2 separate regions of the Homo sapiens genome follow, and region 1 is linked to region 2. A link is an interaction called in ENCODE POLR2A ChIA-PET data of the cell type or tissue named here. Cell type or tissue: Panc1. All regions are shown on one strand. Links, peaks and the distances in the headings refer to the core of each region. The heading gives the core; the rest is flanking DNA. Region 1 overlaps SBF2 (SET binding factor 2). Region 2 overlaps SBF2 (SET binding factor 2).

Region 1 (10,826 bases), core at 3,446-8,445, 120 kb before region 2:
CTGATGTCATTGGGGTATTTGCATATATTGTGCTGAATATGTGTCAAACCCTTTTAATCTGGAAGCTTTTGTCCTTAAATTCTGGGCAATTTTCTTTAATCTTCCTTCTTTTTCTCATTTTGCTCTTCTGGGATTTATACTATTCAGATGTTGGCCCTTCCTATACTTTGAGTATGTTCCTCAGAATTCATGTGTTAGAAATTTGGCCCCTGATGTGTTGGTGTTGGGAGGTGGGACCTTTAAGAGATGATTAGGTCATTGACAGTGATTAATGCCACTCTTTCTTAACTGAGTTAATCCTCAAGGGAGTAAAGGAGTTCTTGCTCTCATGTGCCATGTTGGTTTGCTGCAACTATGAACTTGTCATTTACATTAGGTATTTCTCCTAATGCTATCCCTACCCCAGACCCCCACCCCTGACAGGCCCCAGTGTGTGATGTTCCCTGCCCTGTGTCCAAATGTTCTCATTGTTCAATTCCCACCTATGAGTGAGAACATGCAGTGTTTGGTTTTCTGTCTTTGTGATAGTTTGCTGAGAAGATGGTTTCCAGCCTCATCCATATCCCTGCATAGGACATGAACTCATCCTTTTTTATGGCTGCATAGTATTCCATGGTGTATATGTGCCACATTTTCTTAATCCAGTCTATCATTGATGGACATTTGGGTTGGTTCCAAGTCTTTGCTATTGTGAATAGTGCTGCAATAAACATACATGTGCATGTGTCTTTATAGTAGCATGATTTATAATCCTTTGGGTATATACCCAGTAATGGGATTGCTGGGTGAAATGCTATTTCCAGTTCTAGATCCTTGAGGAATTGCCACCCTGTCTTCCACAATGGTTGAACTCATTTACAGTCCCACCAACAGTGTAAAAGCATTCCTATTTCTCCACATCCGCTCCAGCATCTGTTGTTTCCTGACTTTTTAAAGATCACCATTCTAACTGGTGTGAGATGGTATCTCATTGTGGTTTTGATTTGCGTTTCTCTGATGACCAATGATGATGAGCATTCTTTCATAAGTCTGTTGGCTGCATAAACGTCTTCTTTTGAGAAGTGTCTGTTGATATACTTCACCCACTTTTTGATGGAGTTGTTTTTTTCTTGTAAATTTGTTTGAGTTCTTTGTAGATTCTGGATATTAGCCCTTTGTCAGATGGGTAGATTGCAAAATTTTTCTCCCATTCTGTAGATTGCCTATTCACTCTGATGGTAGTTTCTTTTGCTGTGCAGTAGCTCTTTAGTTTAATTAGATCCCATTTGTCTATTTTGGTTTTGTTGCCATTGCTTTTGGTGTTTTAGTCATGAAGTCCTTACCAATGCCTGTGTCCTGAATGGTATTGCCTAGGTTTTCTTCTAGGGTTTTTATGGTTTTAGGTCTAACATTTAAGTCTTTAATCCATCTTGAATTAATTTCTATATAAGGTGTAAGGAAGTGATCCAGTTTCAGCTTTCTACATATGGCTAGTCAGTTTTCCCAGCACCATTTATTAAATAGGGAATCCTTTCCCCATCTGTTGTTTTTGTCAGGTTTGTCAAAGATCAGATGGTTGTAGATGTGTGGTGATATTTCTGAGGCCTCTGTTCTGTTCCATTGGTCTATATATCTGTTTTGATACCAGTACCATGCTGTTTTGGTTACTGTAGCCTTGTAGTATAGTTTGAAGTCAGGTACCATGATGCCTCCAGCTTTCTTCTTTTTGTTTAGAATTATCTTGGCAATGTGGGCTCCTTTTTTGGTTCCATATGAACTTTAAAGTAGTTTTTTTCAAATTCTGTGAAGAAAGTTATTGGTAGCTTGATGGGGATGGCATTGAATATATAAATTACCTTGGGCAGTATGGCCATTTTCACGGTATTGGTTCTTCCTATCCATGAGCATGGAATGTTCTTCCATTTCTTTGTGTCCTCTTTTATTTCGTTGAGCAATGGTTTCTAGTTCCTCTTGAAGAGGTCCTTCACATCCCTTGTAAGTTGGATTCCTAGGTATTTTATTCTCTTAGTAGCAATTGTGAATGGGAGTTCACTCATGATTTGGCTCTCCGTTTGTCTGTTATTGGTGTAAGAATGCTTGTGATTTTTGCGCATCGATTTTGTATCCTGAGACACTGCTGAAGCTGCTTATCAGCTTAAGGAGATTTTGGGCTGAGACGATGGGGTTTTCTAAATATACAATCATGTCATCTGCAAACAGGGACAATTTCACTTCCTCTTTTCCTAATTTAATACCTTTTATTTCTTTCTCTTCCCTGACTGCCCTGGTGAGAACTTCCAACATTAAGTTGAATAGCAGTTGTGAGAAAGGGCATCCTTGTCTTGTGCCAGTTTTCAAAGGGAATGCTTCCAGTTTTTGCCCATTCAGTATGATATTGGCTGTGGGTTTGTCATAAATAGCTCTTATTATTTTGAGGTACGTTCCGTCAATACCTTGTTTATCGAGAGTTTTTAGCATGAAGGGCTGTTGAATTTTGTCAAAGGCCTTTTCTGCATCTGTTGAGATAATCATGTCTTTTTGTTGTTGGTTCTGTTTATGTGATAGATTACATTTATTGATTTGCGTATGTTGAACCAGCCTTGCACCCCAGGGATGAAGCCGACTTGATCGTGGTGGATAAGCTTTTTGATGTGCTGCTGGATTCGGTTTGCCATTATTTTATTGAGGATTTTCACATTGATGTTCATCAGGGATATTGATCTAAAATTCTCTTTTTCTGTTGTGTCTTTGCCAGGCTTTGGTATCAGGATGATGTTGGCCTCATAAAATGAGTTAGGGAGGATTCCCTCTTTTTCTATTGATTGGAAGAGTTTCAGAAGGAATGGTACCAGCTCCTCTTTGTACCTCTGGTAGAATTCGGTTGTGAATCCGTCTGCTTCTGGACTTTTTTTGTTGTTGGTAGGCTATTATTGCCTCAATTTCAGAGCCTGTTACTGGTCTATTCAGAGATTCAACTTCTTCCAGGTTTAGTCTTGGGAGGGTGTATGTGTCCAGGAATTTATCCATTTCTTCTAGATTTTCTAGTTTATTTGAGCAGAGGTGTTTATAGTATTCTCTGATGGTAGTTTGTATTTCTGTGGGATCGGTGGTGATATCCCCTTTATCATTTTTTATGTTTTATTTTTATTTATTTATTTTTGAGACAGTCTCGCTCTGTCACCCAGGCTAGAGTGCCATGGCACAATCTCAGCTCACTGCAAGCTCCGCCTCCCAGGTTCATGCCATTCTCCTACCTCAGCCTCCCGAGTAGCATTTTTTTATTGCATCTGTTTGATTCTTCTCTCTTTTCTTCTTTATTAGTCTTGCTAGCAGTCTATCAATTTTGTTGATCTTTTCAAAAAACCAGCCCCTGGATTCATTGATTTTTTTGAAAGGTTTTTTGTGTCTCTATCTCTTTCAGTTCTGCTCTGATCTTAGTTATTTCTTGCCTTCTGCTAGCTTTTGAATTTGTTTGCTCTTGCTTCTTTAGTTCTTTTGATTGTGATGTTAGGATGCTGATTTTGGATCTTCCCTGCTTTCTCTTGTGGGCATTTAGTGCTGTAAATTTCCCTCTACACACTGCTTTAAATGCGCCCCAGAGATTCTGATACGTTGTGTCTTTGGTCTCATTAGTTTCAAAAAACATCTTTATTTCTGCCTTCATTTCGTTATGTACCCAGTAGTCATTCAGGAGCACTTTGTTCAGTTTCCATGTAGTTGAGCGGTTTTGAGTGAGTTTCTTAATCTTGAGTTCTAATTTGATTGCACTGTGGTCTGAGACACAGTTTGTTGTGATTTCTGTTCTTTTACATTTGCTGAGGCATGCTTTACTTCCAATTATGTGGTCAATTTTGGAATAAGTGTGATGTGGTGCTGAGAAGAATGTATATTCTGTTGATTTGGGGTGGAGAGTTCTGTAGATGTCCATTAGGTCCACTTGGTCCAGAGCTGAGTTCAAGTCCTGGATATCCTTGTTAACCTTCTGTCTCGTTGATCTGTGTAATATAGACAGTGGGGTGTTGAAGTCTCCCATTATTATTGTGTAGGAGTCTAAGTCTCTTTGTAGGTCTCTCAGGACTTGCTTTATGAATCTGGGTGCTCCTGTATTGGGTGCATCTATATTTAGGATAGTTAGCTCTTCTTGTTGAATTGATCTGTTTACCATTATGTAATGGCCTTCTTTGTCTCTTTTGATCTTTGTTGGTTTAAAGTCTGTTTTATCAGAGACTAGGATTGAGGATTGCAACACCTGTTTTTTTTTTTTTTTTTTTTTTTTTTTTTTGCTTTTCGTTTGCTTGGTAGATCTCCCTCCATCCCTTTATTTTGAGCCTATGTGTGTCTCTTCATGTGAGATGGGTCTCCTGAATAGAGCACACCGATGGGTCTTGACTCTTTATTCAATTTGCCAGTCTGTATCTTTTAATTGGGGCATTTAGCCCATTTAAATTTAAGGTTAATATTGTTATGTGTGAATTTGATCCTATCATTATGATGCTAGCTGGTTATTTTGCCCATTAATTGATGCAGTTTCTTTGTAACATTGATGGTCTTTACAATTTGACATGTTTTTGCAGTGGCTGGTACTGGTTGTTCCTTTCCATGTTTATGCTTCCTTCAGGAGCTCTTGTAAGGCAGGCCTGGTGGTGACAAAATCTCTCAGCATTTGCTTGTCTGTAAAGGATTTTATTTCTCCTTCATTTATGAAGCTTAGTTTGGCTGGATATGAAATTCTGGGTTGAAAATTATTTTCTTTAAGAAGGATGAATATTGGCCCCCTCTCTCTTCCGGCTTGTAGGGTTTCTGCCGAGAGATCCACTGTTAGTCTGATGGGCTTCCCTTTGTGGGTAACCTGACCTTTCTCTCTGGCTGCCCGTAACATTTTTTCCTTCATTTCAACCTTGATGAATCTGACAATTCTGTGTCTTGGGGTTGCTCTTCTCGAGGAGTATCTTTGTGGTGTTCTCTGTATTTCCTGAATTTGAATGTTGGCCTGCCTTGCTAGGTTGGGGAAGTTCTCCTGGATGATATCCTGAAGAGTGTTTTCCAACTTGGTTCCATTTTCCCCATCACTTTCAGGTACACCTATCAAATGTAGATTTGGTCTTTTCACCTAGTCCCGTATTTCTTGGAGGCTTCGTTTGTTGCTTTTTACTCTTTTTTCTCTAACCTTGTCTTCTCACTTTATTTCATTAATGTGATCTTCAATCACTGATACCCTTTCTTCCAGTTGATCGAATTGGGTATTGAAGCTTGTGCATGCGTCACGAAGTTCTCGTGCCATGGTTTTCAGCTCCATCAGGTCATTTAAGGTTTTCTCTATACTGTTTGTTCTAGTTAGCCATTCGTCTAACCTTTTTTCAAGTTTTTAGCTTCCTTGCGATGGGTTTGAACATGCTCCTTTAGCTTGGAGAAGTTTGTTATTACTGACCTTCTGAAGCCTACTTCTGTCAACTCATCAAAGTCATTCTCCATCCAGCTTTGTTCCATTGCTGGGGAGGAGCTGCGATCCTTTGGAGGAGAAGAGGTGCTCTGGTTTTTAGAATTTTCAGCTTTTCTGCTCTGGTTTCTCCCCATCTTTGTGGTTTTATCTACCTTTTGTCTTTGATGTTGGTGAACTACAGATGGGGTTTTGGTGTAGATGTCCTTTTTGTTGATGTTGGTGCTATTCCTTTCTGTTGTTTAGTTTTCCTTTTAACAGTCAGGTCCCTCAGCTGCAGGTGTGTTGGAGTTTGCTGGAGGTCCACTCCAGACCCTGTTTGCCTGAGTATCACCAGTGGAGGCTGCAGAACAGCAAATATTGCAGAACAGCAAATACTGCTGCCTGATCCTTCCTCTGAAAGCTTCGTCCCAGAGGGGCACCCATCTATATCAGGTGTCTGTCGATCCCTACTGGGAGGTGTCTCCCAGTTAGACTACACAGGGGTCAGGGACCCACTTGAGGAGGCAGTCTGTCCATTCTCAGAGCTCAGCCGCCATTCTGGAAGAACCACTGCTCTCTTCAGAGCTGTCAGACAGGGACTTCTAAGTCTGCAGAAGCTGTCTGCTGCGTTTTGTTCAGCTATGCCCTGCCCACAGAGGTGGAGTCCATAGAGGCAGTAGGCCTTGCTGAGCTGCAGTGGGCTCCGCCCAGTTCGAGCTTCCTGGTTTCTTTGTTTACCTACGCAAGCTGCAGCAATGGCAGATGCCCCTCCCCCAGCCAGGCTGCCACCTCAAAGTTCAATCTCAGACTGCTGTGCTAGCTTGCAGTGAGCAAGGCTCTGTGGACATGGGACCAGCCAAGCCTGGCATGGGAGAGAATCTTCTTGTCTGCCAGTTGCTAAGACCTTGGTAAAAGTGCAGTATTTGGGTGGGAGTGTCCCGTTTTTCCAGGTGCAGTCTGTCATGGCTTCCCTTTGCTGGGAAAGGGAAATCCCCCAATCTCTTGCTCTTCGCAGGTGAGGTGACACCCCACGCTGCTTCGGCTCACCCTCCGTGGGCTGCACCCACTGTCCAACCAGTCCCAATGAGATGAAACAGGTACCTCACTTGGAAATGCAGAAATCACCCGTCTTCTGCATCGATCACGCTGGGAGCTGCAGACCAGAGCTGTTCCTGTTCAGCCATCTTGAAACGGATCTCCCCAAGTTAATAACTTTTTAACATGTATAGACACCTTTGAAACTATCACAACAATCAAAATAATGAACCAATTTATTATCCCCAAAAGTTTCTTGTACTCTTTTGTACAAGAAAAGGGATACAAAGGATACTCTCCCCTCTTCTCAACACCCTGCCTCTATACCCATTCCCAGGTGACTGCTGATCTTTTCTCTGCCACTATAGATTAGGTTGCATTTTCTACATTTTATGTGAATGGAATCAAATATGTAATTTTTTTGGTCTGGCTTCTTTTACTCAGCATCATTATTTTGATGTATGTAGTATGCATCAATAGATCATTCCTTTTTAATGGTGAATAGTACTGTTATATATTGTATAAATATTAGGTTGGTAAAAAAGTAAATGCAGTTTTGGACCATGAATTTTAAATCATTATAACTAGGCTCAAACACATTTTTTTTCACCTGTTTGTACTTTTTTTAAAATTCTTTATATTAATTTCTGAGGTACATGTCCAGGATGTGCAGGTTTGTTACATAGGTAAACGTGTGCCATGGTTGTTTGCTGCACCTGTCAACCCATCACCTAGGTATTAAGCCCAGCATGCATCAGCTCTTTTCCGTAATGCTCTCCCACCCCCACCATCCCCCAACAGGCCCCAGTAAGTATTGTTCCCCTACCTGTGTCCATGGGAGCTGAACAATGAAAACACATCTTTATTAATCAGAATAGGAACCGTTACAATCAACACATTTTTGCCAGTTAATAATAAGTTTCTTTATTCCTGTAGCATAAATGTCTGTGCTTCAAGATTCAACGAACTCTTGGAAAGCATTTTCTGCATCCTGCTGGTTGTGGAAGCATTTTCCCTGCAAAAAGTTGTTGAGATGCTTGAAGTGGTAGTCAGTTGACCAGGGGTTGGGTGCATACGGTGGATGAGGCAGCACTTTGTAGCCCAATTTGTTCAACTTTTGAAGCATTGGTTGTGTGACATGCATTGTCATGGAGAAGAATTGGGCCCTTTCTGTTGACCAATGCCAGCTGCAGGCCTTGCAGTTTTCGGTTTATCTCATCGATTTGCCAACTATACTTCTGAGATGTAATGGTTTCGCCAGGATTCAGAAAGCTGTAGTGGATCAGACTGGCAGCAGACCACCAAACAGTGACCATGACCTTTTTTGGTTGCAAGTTTGGCTTTGGGAAGCGCTTTGGAGCTGCTTCTTGGTCCTACCCCTGAGCTGGTTGTCACTGGTTGTCATATAAAATCCACTTTTTGTGGCACATCACAATCCAATTGAGAAATGTTTCCTTGTTGCATAGAGTAAGAGAAGATGACACTTCAAAACGATGGTTTTTTTTTTTTTGTTTTTTGTTTTTTTTGGTTCAGCTCATGAGGCATCCACTTATCGAGCTTTTTCACCTTTCCAGTTTGCTTCAAATGCCAAATGACCATAGAATGGTCAATGGTGAGCTCTTCGGCACCTTCTCGTGTAGTTGTAAAAGGATGAGCTTTGATGATTGCTCCCACTTGGTTGTTGTCAACTTCTAATGGCTGGTCACTACACTCCTCATCTTCCTCTTCTCCTTTGCAAAACTTCTTGAACAAGCACTGCACTGTATGTTCATTAGCAGTTCCTGGGCCAAATGCATTGTTGATGTTGCAAGTTATCTCTGCTGCTTTATGACCCGTTTTGAACTCGAACAAGAAAATTGCTTGAATTTAATTTTTATCTAACATCATTTTCATAGTCTAAAACATGAAATGAACAGCAAGTAATAAGTCATTAACAAAAGAAAAATAAAGTGAGAAATGCCCATTAAAATGATGTATAAAACATAACCACATTTATTTAAGAACGTATTCCAGTATCAAACGGCAGATTCCAACAATGCAAATACCTCAGTTACTTTTGCTTATCCATTCACATGTTAATGAATATTTGATTCATTTCCAGCTGGGGCCTGGTACAAGTAAAACTGCTCTCAACATTCATGCATAAGTCTTTGATGGACATAATGCATTCATTTATCTAGTTTAAAATAACAGGAGTGTATTGGCTGGACCCTATAGTATGTGTACTTTTAACTTTTTAAGAAATGTCCAAGCTGTGTTTCAAGCAGCTCTATCATTTTACATTCCCACCATGAGTATATGAGAGTTCCAGTATTTCCACATCCTCTCCAACACTTCCTGTAGTCAGTCTTTCCATTTGAAGCCATCCTAATAGGTGTGTGGTTGTATCTCATGTGGTTTTAATTTGCACTTTCCTAATGACTGATGATATTGGACATCTTGATTTATACTTATTTACCATCTATATATCTTTGTTGATGTATGTTCAAATATTTTGCCCTTTTTAAATTGGGTTGTTTGTTTTCTTATTACCGAGTTTGGAAAAATTTTTATATTCTGAATACAAGTCCTTCTCAAATATATGATTTTCAGTTATTTTCAGATATTGTCTTATATTTTTATTCTCTGAACAGTGTCTTTTAAAGATCAGAAGCTTTTTATTTTGATAAAGTCCAGTTTATCAATTTTTTATTCATGAATAGATATGCACTTGGTATCATATCTAAGAAGTCTTCTCTAAACCCAAAGTGACAAAAATTTTCTCTCATTTTCTTTAAAAATGCTAAATGTTTAGGTTTCATATTTAGATCTCAGCTGTTTCTAGTTTATCTTTTTAATTTGGTATAAGGTATGGGACCAAGTTCATTTCTTTTACAAACAGATATAGAGTTGTTGTTGCATCATTTGTTTACTCACTGAATTGGCTTTGCACTTTTGTGAAAAATAGTATAGATTTAAGTGCAGACATTAGCTGTAGGGTTTTTTTGTAGATACTCTCTTATCTGTTTATGAAAGTGTCCTTTGATTCCTAGGATACTGAGGAATCAAATAATTGATGTGGTATTTTGTCAGATTTTTTTTCCGTATCTTTTAAGGTGATCAGATAGTTTTTCTCTTCAGTTTTTTAACAGGGTGAATTACATTGGTTGATTTGCTAATGTGAAACCAGCTTTCCATTCTAGTTGATCATGATGTATTTTTTATTTTTTTATTTAATTTTTTATTTTATTAGAGACAGAGGACTTGCTATCTTGCCCAGACTGACTCCAGTGATCCTCTTGCTTCAGCCTCCCAAATAGCTGGAACTATAGGCACATAGTACTGCATCCGGTTTAACTTGTCGGATTTGATTTGCTAATTTCTGTGTCTGGTTTTGGTAGCAGGGTATTGCTGGCCTCATAAAATCAGTTGGGAAGTGCATACTCCGGCTCAATTTTCCAGTAGAGTTTGTCTAGAATTGGTATTATTGCTTCCTTAAATATTTGGTGGAATTCATAAATAAAGATATCCAGGCCTAGATCTTTCTTTATGAGAAGGTTTTTAACTTCAAGTTCAATTATTTTGTAGATGTAATGTATTTGGGTTATTTATTTTGTAAGAGGTATTTAGCAATTGGTATCTTAAAAGGAATTTGTTCATTTTGTCAAAATTGTCCAATATATAGATATAACATGTTAATCCTAGTTCTTTATTATCTTTTTAATATCTATAGAATCTAGAATAATGTCATCTCTCTCATTCCTCATGGCAAAAATGTGTTGTCTCCCCTTTTTATCCTGTTCAGTCAAGCTAGAGAGTTATACATTTTATTAAATTTCTCAGAGAACCAGTTTCGGGTTTCATTGATTTTCTCTCTGTTGTTTTTATGTTGTCTATTATTGATTTCTACACGACATTTTATTTCCTTTCTTCTACTTACTTTATATTTAATTAGCTCTTTGTCCATTTTCTTAAGGTAGATGCTAATGTGATTGATTTGAAACCTTTCTTCTTTTCTAACACAGGTATTTAGTGCTAGAAATTTCTCACTAAATACCGCCTTATTAGCAGCCAACAAATTTTTATATAATATGTCTTCATTTTTATTCATTTTTAAATACTTTCTCATTTCCCTTTTGATTTCTTCTTTGAACGCTTAGGTTATTTAGAATTATGTTATGTAGTTTATATTATACTCTTTGCGTGGATCTTTCAGAGGTTTTTCTCTTAATGCTTTCTAACTTCTATCATGTTCAGATAACATGCTTTTAAATTCATTGGGAGATGTTTTATGGTCCAGTATATGGTCTATATTGGCAGCTATTCCTTATGCACTTGAAAAGAATGTGTGTTCTAATATAAGAATTTTGATTGGTATAGCATTATGAAATTTTAAGTAGGGGCCATCCTTTTG
Region 2 (10,826 bases), core at 2,609-7,608:
CAGAGCACAGACTTTCCATGCTTCAGCACAACACTTACTCGTGATCCGAATCACTCTCCGAGGTTTAGCTCCTTAATACTCCCCTCTGCCATTCTCTTTGCACATAATTTCTCAGATTAGCTATGTGATCATACGTATTTGAGTAAGAAAGAGTTGGGATGCTGCCTTTTTCCTTCCCTCTCTTCCTCCTGCCCTCTTTTTCTTTCTGTCTGCCCTTCCTCAATAAAATATTATTATTATATTTTTTTTAAGTTTTTGAGATGGAGTCTCACTCTGTCGCTAGGCTGGAATGCAGTAGCATGATCTCGGCTCACTGCAACCTCCACCTCCCAGGTTCAAGCAATTCTGCCCCAGTCTCCTGAGTAGCTGAGATTACAGGCACGCGTCACCACGCCCAGCTTTTTTTTTTTTTTTTTTTTTTTTTTTTAGTTTTAGTAGAGATGGGGTTTCACCACGTTGGCCATGATGGTCTCCATCTCTTGACCTTGTGATCCACCCGCCCTGGCCTCCCAAAGTGCTGGGATTACAGGCGTGAGCCACTACACCCGGACAAGTATTATTATTTTTAAAAATGTAATCCCACCATTCTGGCACAATAGTTGTCAGCTATTCTATATATTCCATTCAGGTTTTATCTTTTATTCAATTTTGTATGTAGAATATGGCTCTGTATCTGTCTGATATGTGCCACATTCTAGCTTGCACAATGCCATCCAGTTACAATTCCATACCTTTTTCTCCCAACAAAGAAACATGAAAGCCAATAAATTACAGTGACTTATTCTGAAAATAATCTTGAATTTGGCCTTTACCTAGGTAAATTCACATACTTTAATACTTTATTATTAGGAACAAATTCCTTACAACCTAATGGAGTGTCTCAATACTTTGGTTAGTAACTCCTGGTTTATAAGATAAGCATACCTAGCTCATGTATAGTTGGGAAATAGGAATCTACCTTTCCTGAAAAGTAAACTATGTTTTGTCTATTATAAGTTTTTAAAAATAATAGAAAGGAACTCATGTATATCGCTAGGTTATTTATCTGAAGCCTTAACATTATGTTTCCATGTCATATAGTCTTCATAACTATTTTAGTCACTATTCATCCCATGTTGTTGGATGTTTAGGTTTCTTTATCTTCTGTATATAAAATTACAGTCACAATTCCAAGCAAATAAGTTATTTTGTTATTTTTTTTAATTGAGATACCATTCCCTGGGGGTTTTTTCCTATTAGATTATTTCCTTAGAATAGCTTCCTTAAAAATAGAATTATTAAGACAAAGGAAAAATTATAAAATACACATAACAAGATTTACCATCTTAACCATTTCTAAGTGTATGACTCAGTATTATTAAGTACATTTATGTTGCTGTGCAACCAATCTCCAGAAAGCAGTTTTAATCTTAGAAAAGCAGATGGTCCAATAGAGTAATTTGGGCACAATGAAAAGAAAGTGGAAACATTTTGAGAAAATTAATTCATTCTTTGGCATGAAAAGTTAGAGGACTTTTAAATCTTCTTCAGAGCTAGGCAACCAGGTTATTAAAATGAAATATACCAGTAGGCCATCAGTATAGCATTCTTTAATTGCAAATGCAACACTCATACCACACACAAAATAAATTCCATAAGGATTAAAGATGTAAATGAGAAAGTACTCAAATAAATATAGGTTGATACATATATTAAGTGAAAAAATATTATCCCAAAGATAGAAATGAACAAAGCCTTTCGTGGTTTTTTTATGTAATTTTTTTTTTTAAGGTGGAGTCTCACTCTGCTGCCCACGCTGGAGTGCAGTGGTGTCATCTCAGCTCACTGCAACCTCCATCTCCGGGGTTCAAGTGATTCTCCTGCCTCAGCCTCCCGAGTAGCTGCGATTACAGGTGCCTGTCACCACGCCTGGCTACTTTTTGTATTTTTAGTAGAGATGGGATTTCACCGTGTTGGCCAGGCTGGTCTTGAACTCCTGACCTCAGGTAATCTGTCTGCCTCAGCCTTCCAGACTGCTGAGATTACAGTCATGAGCCACCGTGCCCGACCATGTAATTTTTTATTATTGACTTTTAAGAAGTAGGACTGGGCGTGGTGGCTCACGCCTGTAATCTCAGCACTTTGGGAGGCCGAGGTGGGCGGATCACAAGGTCAAAAGATTGAGACCATCCTGGGCAACATGGTGAAAGCCCATCTCTACTAAAAATGCAAAAATTAACTGGGTATGGTGGCGCACGACTGTAGTCCCAGCTACTCGGGAGGCTGAGGCAGGAGAATCGCTTGAACCTGGGAAGCGGAGGTTGCAGTCAGTCAAGATCGCACCATTGCGCTCCAGCCTGGGTGACAGAGCAAGACTCCATCCCAAAAAAACAAAAAAATAACCACAATGTTGGTAGTCTTGGGGCAGTAAGAAAGTGATTTCTATTTCTTTCTCAATATTTATCTCTACCTTTTTTCATTTTTATTATGAATATGTTTTACTTGCATAATAAGAAACAAATATGTGCATATCTACAAACTTTAATACACGTACAGTCTGGAACTCCAACAGTGTGTTACCTATCCCTTACCATATACATCTTGGGAAGACTTAGTTTACACTGTTGGAGTAATCATACTGTCCATGTATCATTAGTTTCTCTTTAAACTTCCAGGTTCATGGCCTTATAATTGACTTATATTTGGTATTATGAGCTCCATCAAGTTCCAGTCTACCAGTAGGCTCTTCCAGTTCTCAGAATGAACGCATTCTTAGGCTAAGTAATCTACCTCTAGTAAGGACTAGATTTGCCATTCTGGGCAAACCACTAGCTTGTACTGAATGGCTGTTCCCACCAACACTGACACATTGCTGTACAAGATTGACTTTCTTGACCCATTGGCAGCCTCTGCAGCTATTTGGCCCCAAATAACTTTGTCATTATGCACTGCCCCATTGGAAACATCACTCTTTTACCTATAGCACTTCATCTGCCTAATTCTCTGAATCTTCATCCGCAGAACTTCAAGGTAGAATTTGCTTTAAATTGTGAGTTTGTTCCTGTTGAATTTCATGAAATCCGGCAAGTGAAAGCCAGTTTTAAGAAGCTGATGAGGGCTTGTATCCCAAGCACCATCCCTACTGACTCAGAAGTGACCTTCCTGAAAGCGCTGGGAGATTCTGAGTGGTTCCCACAGGTAATGTCTGAAGCAGCTTCTTTCTTTATAACTCAAAGAAACAGAGGCCCAAGTAGATATACAGAACTGTATTTGAGAAAAAAAATACTTTGTTCCCCTACTCCCCAACATTCTCCTCCTTCATTGTGTGCCATCAGTAAAGGCCTTTCAGACTAAGGAAATCATCTGGTATAGGAGGTGAGGGAGTAGAAGTCTTGATCGCTGGGTTTTTATCTCTGTGTATTTAAAAGTTTGGTATCTATAGGACACTAAGGAGAAAATTATTTTTAGATGGAAATCTTTGATGTAAATTTAATCAGCATGTATTTACAGGGCTCCTGCTCTGTTGTCAATACAGTAAGGATCCAGGGCAGAGGGCAACTTCTGCATGACTCCCAAGAGCTCTCACCTTTCATTTGTCTGCCTATCCCAGGTCTCTAGATTTTAGATCCACCCCACACTACCCACCAAAGGCACACTGGATGCCCCCAAGCCTACCTAAGGCTTGAAAAAAAAACACAGTGTCTATCATCTTTCAGTTCAGTCAACTTTGGGATATTCTTAATTGAACTTTTATTGAGAAATTAAAGGGCCTTGTCTTTAAGCCCCTTTATTTCTTATATTGCCCAGGCTGGTCTTGAACTCCTGGCCTCAAGTAATCCTCCCACCTTGACCTCCCAAAGAGCTGTGATTACAGGCATGAGCTGCCACGCCTGGCCCCCATTATTTGTTATCACCTTGCAGAAATTCCCAGTCCCCTGCCTCCATCTACCTCCAAGCATCCTGCCTCTTGTTTCCCACAGCACATTGGACTAAAAGGCAAAAAAAAAAAAAGGAAATGATGTCAGTACTCAGGGCTGTGACTGTTCTCAAGATACTTAAACCAAAGAGAAATGCCGCCACATAAATATTTGGCTATAAATGTATCATGCTGTGTTCATTATTATTAAGGCAATTTAGGGTGCTTTGCATACCCGTGGAAGGAACTGGTCGATACTCCCTTCTGTCCCCAGGCTATGAGCCCCAGCTCCAAACGGACCCCTCCACCCAACTTATCTATCCATGTTTCTGATACATTCTGTGCTCTACTCTTTGCTAGAAAGTGGACCTGTACCAAAAGATAGGGACTAAAGACAGTGGAAAATAATTGCCCACTTGGGATATTGACATCTTAAAAGTTAACTCTTAAAGCAAATTCTTTTTTTAACTTTTATTTTGTGTTCAGGGGTACATATGTAGGTTTGTTGTATAGGTACATTGCATATCTTGGGAGTTTGGTGTACAGATTATTTCATCACCCAGGTAATAAGCATAGTACCTGATAGGTAGTTTTTCTATCCTCACCCTCCTCTCACCTCCAACCTCAAATACGCCCCAGGCGTCTATTCCTTTCTTTGTGTCCATGTGTACTCAATGTTTAGCTCCCACTTATAAGTGAGAATATGCAGTATTTGGTTTTCCATTCCTGTGTTAGTTTGCTTCAGCTGTGTTACTGCAAAGGACATAAGCTCATTCTTTTTATGGCTGTGTAGTATTCCATGGTGTATATGTACCATATTTTCTTTATCCAGTCTACCGTTGATGGGCATATAGGTTGACTCCATGTCTTTGCTATTGTGAATAGTACAGCACTGAACATGTGTGTGCATGTGACTTTATGGTAGAACAATTTATATTCCTTTGGGTATATACTCAGTAATGGGATTGCTAGGTCAAATGGTAATTCTGTTTTAAGTTATTTGAGAAATCACCAAACTACTTTCTACAATGGCTGAACTAATTTACATTCCCACCAGAAATGTATATACATTCCCTTTTCTCCACAGGCTCGCCAGCATCTGTTATTTTTTGACTTTTTAATAATAGCCATTTCTTAGAACAAATTCTGAGCCCAAAAGAATTCAGGCCTGGTGATAGCTATGTTGTAGAAACAGTTACATGAGGAGCTTCTCATTACTGAGTAGGGCATTTGCCTTATTCCTGTGTTTAAAGTAGCCTAGCTCTGTTTAAGAGATGGGTTTTTTCATTTTTGTTCTTGTTCAGAGTTGGATTCAAATTGCAAATTATGTCTGATGATCATTAAAATATTTTTTAAAATTACAATGTTATACATCTGGTTTTAAAATCTATATACTATTCTCATACCTTAATTGTTTATTAAGGACTTTGAGCCAATTGATGTGGCTTTAAAAACTTAGCACAAATATATTGAAAGTTTTTTTCTCATTTAGTACACAGTATAGACAAATAGGAGTATCTTTTTTATTTTTATTTTTCGAGACAGGGTCTTGCTCTGTCACCCAGGCTAGAGTGCAGTGGCACAATCACAGCTCACTGCAGCCTCGATCTCCCAGGTTCAAGCGATCCTCCTACCTCAGCCTCCTGAGTAGCTGGGATTACAGGCAGATGCCACCACGCCTGGCTGGTTTTTGTATGTTTTGTAGAGATGGGGTTTTGCCATGTTGCCCAGGTGGTCTCAAACTCCTGAGCTCAAGCACTACTCCTGCTTCAACCTCCCAAAGTGCTGGGATTACAGGCGTTGAGCCACCACACCCAGCCAGGAGTTTCTTTTTTAACATATAATTCACTTACCATAAAATTTATCCTTATGATAAAGGTGCACAACTCAACGCTTTTTGGTATGTCCACAACATTGTGTAACTATCACCACTATCTAATTCCCAAAAAATTAAGAATACCTGAAATAGGCCAGGCGTGGTGGTTCACGCCTGTAATGCTAGCACTTTGGGAGGCTGAGGCAGGTGGATTACCTGAGGTCAGGAGTTCAAGACTAGCCTGGCCAACATGGTGAAACCTCGTCTCTACTAAAAATACAAAAAATTAGCCGGGTGCACTGGTATGCACCTGTAATCCAAGCTACTCGGGAGGCTGAGGCAGGAGAATCGCTTGAACCCGGGGGGCAGAGGTTGTGGTTAGCCAGGATTGCATCACTGCACTCCAGCCTGGGTGACAGAGCGAGACTTTGTCTCAAAAAAAAAAAAAAAAAATGTCTGAAACAAAACTTACTACATCATGGAAAAACAAATTTTAAATCCAATAAAATTCATCTGAATTTCCGTCTTTTGTTGGGAAGTCCACATAGAATCTCTGTTTTTTGTACTCTATGGAATTATAGCTCACCTACTTTTGGGGGAATCATGTAAGGTAATTTTATTTCATTATGTATTACTAGAATGTATTGTTTTAAAATGTGTCTACTTTTTTGAAGTGTCATTTTGTTGTTGTTTTCATTGAGATGGGGTCTTACTATGTTGCCCAGGCTGGTCTCGAACTCCGAACCTCAAATGACCTGCCCGGCTCGGCCTCCCAAAGTGCTGGGATTATGGGCATGAGTCATTGCATCCAGTCAAAAGTGTCATTGTTTAATCTTGATTTGAAAGAACTTTAGGTATTTAAAACATTATGTGGTTCTTTTGTGCAAGCGCTTTATCCCTAAGTCGTTTGATTATCCAGGGTTGAAAGCAACTCTCTCTGACTTCTGCACTCAGAAAGCGCTTGGTCTAATTGTGTTCTCCTTCCTGTCTCTTAGCTTCACAGGATAATGCAGCTGGCTGTGGTTGTATCAGAAGTACTTGAGAATGGTTCCTCAGTTTTGGTCTGTTTGGAGGAAGGCTGGGACATCACTGCACAAGTAAACTATTAGACATATTTTTTGATATTTTATATTTATATTTCCATTTGGTCATTTTTAAATTCTTCAGATGACTCTTTTGTATAATGACTAATGTGTTTATGGACAGAGAAAGTCCTGTGTTAAACAGCACCTGGTATCCATCAGAAAACTCCGTACCATGAGCTCTTAGCCCCTACGCAGCCTGGAGCTCTGGCTCCGGGCATCAAGCTCTCCCATCCACAGATGTACCATGCAGGCTTGCGGATGGAGCCCTTGACCAGCAGTGTGAGGCGTGGACCATCCTTCCTGGGTTTTGTCAGTCCATCCCCTGGCTCTCTATAAGCCCCGCCTTAACTCACTCCAGAGTGAAAAGTGTGAGTTCAGACTACATTAAGACATTAATCTGCATCTGCCAAAAAGTAGAATTGATTTTAACTGATCCTCTGGCCTCTGATTAACTTAGGAAAAGGTTGCTGTCAGCAAACTGGCCAGTTAAGGATTAAAGTCTCAATTCCCTGAAAGTAAACTTGTAGCCAAAATGAATTTGAGCTTTAGTTTTTACTGGCAAGTTTACAAAATTAATTTTATTGGCCATCCTGGAATGGTTAGTGAACAAATTTGCTGTCCAGGTAAATTTGTGAATTAGCTATCATCAGAAGGAAGTGCTTTTATCTTAGTAATAGGCCTTTTTCAGAACTAAAATTAATGACAATCCATCCTGCTTATGCCCTAGGTGACATCCCTGGTTCAGTTACTCAGTGATCCCTTTTATAGGACACTTGAAGGCTTCCAGATGTTGGTTGAAAAAGAGTGGCTCTCTTTTGGTCACAAATTCAGTCAGAGGAGCAGCTTGACCCTCAACTGTCAGGGGAGTGGTTTTGCTCCAGTCTTCTTACAGTTCTTAGACTGTGTACACCAGGTAAGTAGAGCAAGCTTGAGTTGACTTGATATGAAGGAAAGAACACAACATACTAGCATTGATGGAGCATTGCGATGGTGTGCCCGGTACCTTCCTGTCATAACTCTGATTAACTCAGCCACAGGACATGCTGAAATCTTAGCAGTAGACTCCTAGGAATGGAAAAGAAAAAAAATTAGTTGGTTTCTGAAACTAGGACAGCTAAGCTGGCTGTTGGGCTTGCCCCAAGTGAAGTAGCCAGCACTCTAAATGACCATCTTCAAAGAAGAGAAGCAAACTTGGGCTTATTACCTAAGAACAAAATCTCTAGGTAATACGGGTCCTGAAATCGAGCACATGGTCTGCCCAGTTTGGGAGGACCCCAGCTTGTGCCTGGGAACATAAGAGGTAAAGCCTAACCCCTGGAGAAATAATCAGGGCCCAGCCAGACAGGCATACAGGCTTGAGAACACTGGTCACTTCTACCACATGGAGAAACTGTGGTACATATATACCATGGAATACTATGCAGCCATACAAAAGAATGAAATCATGTCTTTTGCAATGACATGGATATAGCTGGAGGCCATTATCCTAAGCAAATTGATGCAGAAGCAGAAAACCAAATACCTCATGTTCTCACTTATAAGTGGGAGCCCAGGTATATCCATTCAAATGCAGTGAGGGTAGGGGAGATGTGACTGCTCTAGGCTCCCTCCTGCCTTCATCGCAGGCACATCAGATACAGACCTCTGGATGGGGCCTTGGTCAGGATTGGGTTTGAGAATTGGATGGCACTGAGCTTGCAAGTTGAAGACTGAATTGGCCTAGGAAAAGCAGGCCTATTTCCAGCTTTCATTTGACCACAATCCCAGGGTTGGATGAATGGGTTCTGGCATGTCAAACATTTGTGGGAATGGTGAGCCTCTTTGAAACACACTGGCCTCAAATATCGATTGGAAAGAAAGGCAGAACTATGTTTTCAGGAACCAGAGTTGAAACTAACTGTGATGACACCAAGTTAGTATGTGGTTATGTTTTATTTTGTTTTTATTCTAGTAATCACTTGATCAACTTTCCAGATCACTACATAATTTTTGTAAATAACAGCTTTATTGAACTATATATATCATACAATTCACCTATTTAAAGTGTTCAGTGGTTTTGAATCCATTCACAAAGTTTTGTAACAATTACCACAATCAATTTTAGAGCATTTTATCACTCCAAAAAGAAACTCCATACTCATGAGCAGTGACTTTCCAACCTTTCACCCCACACACAGGAAGCTATGTTTTTTACTGCTCTAATTTACTTATTAAAGACAAGACCGATTGACGAATTTCAATTGATCTGTCCAAGCAGTAACTGGAGGAGCTGGTCACAAGGTTAAGCATGTACCTTTAAACTCTTTGCAGCAAAGAGTATACTATATTTGTTTTCTGTTTGAATATTGGCCCTTTTATTCATACTCCTTTTGGCAAATAGATGAGGGAGAAGTTTGGAGACCATTGTCTCTGAAACAGAAAGCTTACCTGAGGCCAAAGGAGAGGAGCAAGCATCTATCTCTTCTCACTTCTAGGCAGGTGAAAGCATATGAGTTCTTCATGAAAGCACTTCTTATCTTGCTTTTTTATTATGCTTATCAATTGGACTAGACTATTTCCTGCCTCCGTATACCACCATTACTAACAATAATTACTAATTTGTGTCGACTGCTTACTATGTGCCAGGCACTGTTCTGAGCACTACACATGTTATTTTAGTTCATAATTCTTTGAATCTTTTGCTGACCCTCACGCTCCCACTTTATATGTATTTCTAATGAGTCAGGTATAGACTTCTTTGATAACATCTATAGCACTAAAGTATGTTTATTTGTATGTAACTATTGCCCTCTACTTAGTCTGAGAATTCTTGGGAACAGGGACTATGTCATACTAGTCTTCATATCCCTAGTATCTAACACAATTACAGTTTCAGTCTCTGGAATATAATAGACAATAAATAGATAATCTCAATGAATATATGAGAATTTGAAAGACCACAAGTCTTGTTCATGCTCTTACCACCCTTCATCAAGACCATCTAGAATATCCTGGTCGGGCGTGGTGGCTCACGCCTGTAATCCCAGCACTTTGGGAGGCCAAGGTGGGTGGATCACGAGGTAAGAGATCAAAACCATCCTGGCCAACATGGTGAAACCCCATCTCTACTAAAAATACAAAAAATCAGCCAGACGTGGGGGCGCACGCCTGTAGTCCCAGCTACTTGGGAGGCTGAAGCAGGAGAATCGCTTGAACCCGGGAGGCGGAGGTTGCATTGAGCTGAGAAGCCCCCACTGCACTGCAGCCTGGGAGACAGAGCGAGGCTCCGTCTTGGGGGAAAAAAAAAAAATCTAGAATATCCTAAGTAGAATTGCTGGCATAATCTTCCAAAAGCTCAGATACAATCCTTTTATTCCCCTCCACAAAAGTCTTCAAAGCAAACAAACAAAAACCTTCAGTGGCTCCACATTTCCTAAAGAATTACCCTTCCACATATCCGATTTGAATATAACTGGGGGGAACCCAAATGTCTGTCCTACAGTAGGTGAATGGCTACACAATCTGGGATACATCCATACCGTGGACGACTACTCAACAGTAAAAAGGAATTACTGGCACATGCAACACCTTGAAGGGATCTCAAGGACATTATATTGAAAGAAAAAAAAGGCAATCTCAAAGGGTCCAACTGAGTATGATTCCATGTATATAATTTTTTTTTTTTTTTGAGACAGAGTCTCACTCTGTCACCTAGGTTGGAGTGTAGTGGTGTGATCTCGGCTCACTACAACCTCCGCCTCCCAGGCTCACGCAGTCTTCCCACCTTGGCCTCCCAAGTAGCTGGGACCATAGGTGCACACCACCACAGCTGGTTAATTTTTTGTATTTTTGGTAGAGACAGGGTTTTGCCATGTTGTCCAGGCTAGTCTTGAACTCCTGAGCTCAGGTGATCTATCTGCCTTGGCCTTCCAAAGTACTGGGATTACAGGCGTGAGCCACCATGCCCAGCTAATATTTTAAAATGACAAGATCATAAATTATTGGTTGCCAGATTCAAGATAGTGGGGGAGAAGGAAATGAGTGTGACTAT

Evidence for each region. Peaks named below come from ENCODE experiments on the same cell type or tissue, not always from the same donor. Only the 100,000 strongest peaks of a DNase experiment are listed, where the experiment ranks them.
Region 1: POLR2A ChIA-PET joins it to region 2 with 5 read pairs; 4 of 35 experiments call an interaction of 5 or more read pairs at or near these places.

What each region holds. Positions count from the first base shown.
Region 1 is chr11:9,926,393-9,937,218 of GRCh38, reverse strand. All of the region lies in intron 16 of SBF2 (SET binding factor 2), which reads left to right. It overlaps LOC101928008 (a long non-coding RNA gene), which reads right to left. Exons shown (of 3, transcript NR_120539.1): 3 at 7,956-8,329. Among named protein-coding and RNA genes, the nearest start is that of LINC02709, 170 kb to the right of the region's middle. In Panc1, for the core only: no CTCF peak of the experiment used is centred there; no DNase peak of the experiment used is centred there.
Region 2 is chr11:9,804,883-9,815,708 of GRCh38, reverse strand. SBF2 (SET binding factor 2) reads left to right here. Exons shown (of 40, transcript NM_030962.4): 30 at 3,001-3,177; 31 at 6,707-6,808; 32 at 7,524-7,709. SBF2-AS1 (SBF2 antisense RNA 1) reads right to left here. Exons shown (of 3, transcript NR_036485.1): 2 at 6,425-7,861; 3 at 4,390-5,449. Among named protein-coding and RNA genes, the nearest start is that of LINC02709, 51 kb to the right of the region's middle. In Panc1, for the core only: no CTCF peak of the experiment used is centred there; no DNase peak of the experiment used is centred there; H3K27ac peaks cover 4,879 bases.